2 separate regions of the Homo sapiens genome follow, and region 2 is linked to region 1. The links are chromatin loops, found by intact Hi-C in ENCODE. Cell type or tissue: ovary. All regions are shown on one strand.

What was found. Peaks named below come from ENCODE experiments on the same cell type or tissue, not always from the same donor. Only the 100,000 strongest peaks of a DNase experiment are listed, where the experiment ranks them.
Region 2: a loop joins it to region 1, with 9 times the contacts of the local background. A loop is called at or near these places in 3 of 110 quality-filtered maps.

Annotation. Positions count from the first base shown.
Region 1 is chrX:102,154,898-102,157,397 of GRCh38, forward strand. It overlaps BEX5 (brain expressed X-linked 5), which reads right to left and starts at 1,080. Exons shown (of 3, transcript NM_001012978.3): 1 at 962-1,080. RefSeq lists an enhancer at 897-1,036. In ovary, no CTCF peak of the experiment used is centred here; DNase peaks (open chromatin) are centred at 644 and 1,094; H3K4me3 peaks cover 1,184 bases; H3K27ac peaks cover 577 bases.
Region 2 is chrX:102,511,078-102,513,577 of GRCh38, forward strand. No RefSeq gene overlaps it. Among named protein-coding and RNA genes, the nearest start is that of TMSB15A, 4.4 kb to the right of the region's middle. In ovary, no CTCF peak of the experiment used is centred here; no DNase peak of the experiment used is centred here.

The sequences.
Region 1 (2,500 bases):
CACCTTCTGTTTCTCCTCCATCCTGTCTCACGGCTTCTTTTCCCACCCTGTGACAGGCTATCCCACCTTCCAGAAATAGGCATCAAAGATGATTATTTCCAAAACGTTTTAACCTCTTCTTTAGGCGCCCATCTCTACTGTTTCCTCTTACCTGTCATCTAGTTACCCTTTCTGCAACGCAGGCAACTTGCCTGGCGGGGGAGTTAGAAGAGCTTGCTGAATGAATACGTAGTTTATTCACAAAGAATTTCAATCTAGATATCCATCAGGCCCTCTCTCCACCCGATCCCCACTCCCATGCCCACCATTTTATGCATCAAGATGGACGATGAGTGAAGAGGTATGTGGGCATTGAAAACTAGGACCTGCTGCGGTCTCTGCGCTTTGTCATTCTCACTCCAGGATCTACAGGTAGCGCCCACGCTTACACCGACCGACCTGCTGAGACCAAAAACAGTTTCTCGCTCCTCGCCTCTGTCCCTCAGTCAGAAGCTCGCCCGCTCAACTGCCGCAATAGGGACCTGCTTTCCAGACCTAATCTCTGTCCCCCTCCTCTGCAGCAATTCCTCTCCTCGGCCCCCGCAGCCTATCATTTCCAGCTCTAAATGGGTAGAGGGTGAAGAAAAGATACCTAGAAGGCAGGCCTAAAACCTTGGCAGGGTCCGCCCTCCCCAACCCTTGGTTGCCGGCTGTACCTCCCTCCCGCGGACCTGCAGGAAGCAGGCTGTTTCCTTTCAGTCTCCTCCACCGGCTGGACTCCATCAGACATTGCCCGATGGCCGGCCTCCTAGGAGATCTCAAATGGTACCCATTCTCAATCCAGCCCCCTCGGGAGATCCTCTCCCCAACCGCTCCATTTCTCGCACTAAACGGGTGTGTATCTGGAAAGGGTGTGTATCCAGTCCTAGACCCGCTCTGGTCTTTGCCCTCTGCTGCTCACACACCGGTCAGCGCCACCTACCTGCCAGGGCTCAGGGGTCAGCTTCTACCACTTTCCACCTTTCCTGGGCAGCTGGCTCGCCTGCCTTCAGGGCAACAGCGAGCCGTCACACGGCCAGCGACAACTACCAGACTGCAACTAGGAGGAGGGACTAATCCACGCATTGGCTCTGGGTCTCCTAAGGGTCACGTCACTGTGAGCTCAGATTTCCAATTACCATTCACACCCGCAGTGCGGCAGGAGGGTGGGGGCGGGACTGTGGGCGGGGCCACCTTTCTCTTCATTCGTGCTTTCTCCACCACTACCACAGGCTACTATCCACCCCTCTATTTTTTTATTTAGCGATCCCCACGACCAAACGGGTCATAATATTTTGTATTTGGCTTGCTCTGGTTTCTGCTGGAGCTTTTAAAAAATCGCTTCTTCCTCTTCTATACACCTAAACGCACACTTCTCTCCCCTTCACGTCCAGCAAGTAAAGCCCTAACAGTCTTGTAGGGCTTGGTCCCAGATTGGAACCCGGAGAAGGGGTGGGGAGCGAGAGGCTAGGAAGTCTGGAAAATAGGCAGGAAGTGGTATTCAAATTTTTTTTTCACTTCAACTACTTTCCTTTTTGTTTGTTTATTTGGGAAGGGGGTTCCTTTTATTTTTCATCAGCATGCATTCATTTTGTTGTTGTTTTTATAACTAGACAATACAATTATTTTCAGTTGAAAAAACAGGATTCGAGTTGTAAAAACATGGCAATCTGTTTCTCCTGCTGAATCATATTATAAATATAAACCTTCCAGAAAGCATTCCCCTGCCTCCTTTAAGGACTTTGAAATAAGGCCGGGAGCGGTGGCTCGTGCCTGTGATCCTAGCACTTTGGGAGGCCGAGGTGGGTGGATCACGGGGTCAGTAGTTCAAGACCAGCCTGGCCAAGATGGTGAAACCCCGTCTCTACTAAAAATACAAAAAGTAGCTGGGCGTGGTGGCAGGCGCCTGTAATCCCAGCTACTCGGGAGGCTGAGGCAGGAGAATTGCTTGAACCTGGGCGGCAGAGGTTGTAGTGAGCCGAGGTAGCACCATTGCACACCAAGCCTGGGCGATAGAGTGAGACTCTGTCAAGAAAGAAAGAAGGAAAGAAAGAAAGAAGGAAAGAAAGAAAGAAAGAGAAAGAAAGGAAGAAGAAAAGAAAAGAAAAGAGGAAGGAAAGAAGGAAAGAAGTGATTTTCTCGTGAAGGATCTCTACATGTCCTTCCGTGAAATGATGCATTGAGTCTAATAGAGCCTCTCTGGTGGATTTTCATGTCTTGAGAACCTGTGACAAACTGATGATCTCCTCTAAATTGTATTAGTGTAACCACAATTTACAATAACACCTAGCCCTGATGATTCAGGACAATAATTTGGGGAAGCTACCCTGACAGATGAAAATGTATTGTGATGGACACATAGAGGGGAACAACACTGGGGCCTACAGGAGGGTGGAGGATGGGAGGAGGGAGAGGATCAGTTTACCTATATAACAAAGCTGCACATGTATTCCTGAACTTAAAATAAAAGTTTAAAAAGTAT
Region 2 (2,500 bases), 360 kb after region 1:
GAACATCCCTTGCTCTCACTGAACCTGAATCTCTGGGTATGAGGCCCAGGAATACACACTAATTACCAAGGGTGATCCTAATGCTCATGGCTAAGGGACCACACTTTGAGAAGTTCTCCTGGATATATTCACAAGTAATCATCACGAATCTAAGCTACATCCTATACATTATTCTAAGTTTCCTTGTTTATGTATTGAGCAATAACTTCTCCTGTGTGACCTGAAAAATGTCTCCTTTCCTCTCTGAGCCCTGATTTCTTCACTTAGCAAATGCATTTCTATCACGCAGCACGCTCTAAATCTACTCCAGGCTCTGGCAATGTTACCTCTTTTTCCTTTCTCTATAAATGTAACTGCCCACAAAAATGTAAGGCTACAACAAAGGCTTAGTGCTGTCAGTTTTGCAATTAATAAATGAATTCAGGGTGATAAATCTCAATCTCTTTTTATAGTGGGCTTATGGGGAAAAAAAAATCCTCCCTTGTTTGGGAAAGGTAAGTGAAACTTGAGGCTAAAAGAGTAGCCTGACATTATTTTAAAAATACAGGGAAAAACTACAGTAGGTAAGCAAATGTTTTTCCCATCTCATTTGTGTGAATATTCACTTAGCAACCACAAGTATTTCACCTCTCATCGTATACCTTTCACCTACTCCCACTCAGTTTACCACTTATACTATCCAGGGTAGAATCAATGCCTTAATGAAAAGGATAGATACCAGATGTAATTGAACACTGGGAATTATCGTCCAATCCCAGCTTACCTGACAATATTCACGCTCTCCTTTAGACCCTTTGAAATGGGCCTAACTTTGAGTTGGATTAATATACAAATGCAGAGGCTGCTGGATCTATCATGGATATATAGCATTTTTATCAAATTTGCAAGTAGCAACACTGAAAGGAGAGCAAATGTGTTGGATGATAGAATCAGAATCCAAAGAAATCTGATAATGGCAAACTTGGGCACACCTAACATGCAACCAGCATGGTTCTCCATCCATGTAACTTGGGTCCAAAGGATCTGAGAAGTGTCTCCTGGAGAAGACTTTGAGGTATGAGGGCAGGCACACAAAAGCTGACTTCAAATACTGGAGGGTAGATTAACTACCTTGTGAAAGTATCCAAAAAACTGTCTCAGGACTGTTGGATAGGAGCTAAAGGGAGGCAATTTGGGACACAGTGTAAATAGCATGTCATTGCAAAGGGTTGAGTGACTGTTGGACAACTGTTTCAGATAGGAGGTAAGTTACTGGTGACCGACATGGTTACTTCCAAGGTTCAAATGCTCTGGCTACACTAAGCCCTGTGATTGTGTCACCTCATCGGCACTTGATCAAAGTTGACCCACCTACTGTTTTGCTTGTGGAACTTTCAGCTATAGCGAAAAAATGGCTGCCACTTCCTGTTTAAGAATATGAGCCCTTAGAAAAGGGAGGTAAGAATACTACTTGAGGTTGCAAATAGGTGCTAAAAGCATATTTTTTTTTTTGTAGAAAAAGCTCACAGTCTGGATTAATAGAGCCACAGTCTGGATGGTTATACGGTACACATAAATGCTAACACTTCTAATTAGTGGGATTATATGTAATTGGCTTGAATAAACTTAAAGTGATAAAAGTATTAAGGGCATGGATTGGGAAATGTGCATTTATATGTATTCCTTATTGTATTAGTCAGCTCAAGCTACCATAAGAAAAATATCATAGACTGTGTGGCTTAAACAGAAATTTACTTTCTCACAGTTCTGGATGCTAGAAGTCCCAGATCAAGGTCCTGCAGTGCTCTCTTCCCGGCTTGCAGACAGCCGCCTTCTCACTATGTTCTCACATGGCAGTGATCTCTCTCTCTCGATCGCTCTCTCTCTCTCTCCCTCTTCCTCTTCTTCTTAAGGCTACAGTCCTGTTGGATTAGAACCTGACCCTTATGACCTTATTTAATCTGAATTACTTCCTAGAGAACCTACCTCTAGATATAATCACACTGGAGGTTAGGGCTTCAATATACAAATTTGGGGGTACACAATTCAGTCCATAGCACTTATGTTCATCGTGAACACCAAAAATGCTTGGTTCATAAGACAGCAAATTCTGTTCTACACAAGAACCAAACCAGAAGCTCTCTACTACAGGTCATTAACAGGTATTAGATACGAGTTTATGCTCCACAGAAGGCATATTGTGTTTAGTACAGTGCATGTTAGCAAGTGCCTCTGGCCCCTTCCCCATCAAACCCCAGCCTTGGGTGTCCCCTTCCATTAAGTTGAAAAATACTTTCCAAAAGGCAAGAGCGCTCCGCTTTAATATTCATCTTGAGCAGATCACTTCAGACCTTGTATTTTCATTTCTTCATTCTGAGATAAGGGGTTAGTCCACATGACCTCCCTTCCCAAGGTTTTCTAACTCTGTGATTCCAACTCTAAAGAAATAGCACCTAGCATCCCCAAGTCAGGACTCACTAGACCTGGAGAGAAGTAAATATTTCCCACGTGAATAATCTGC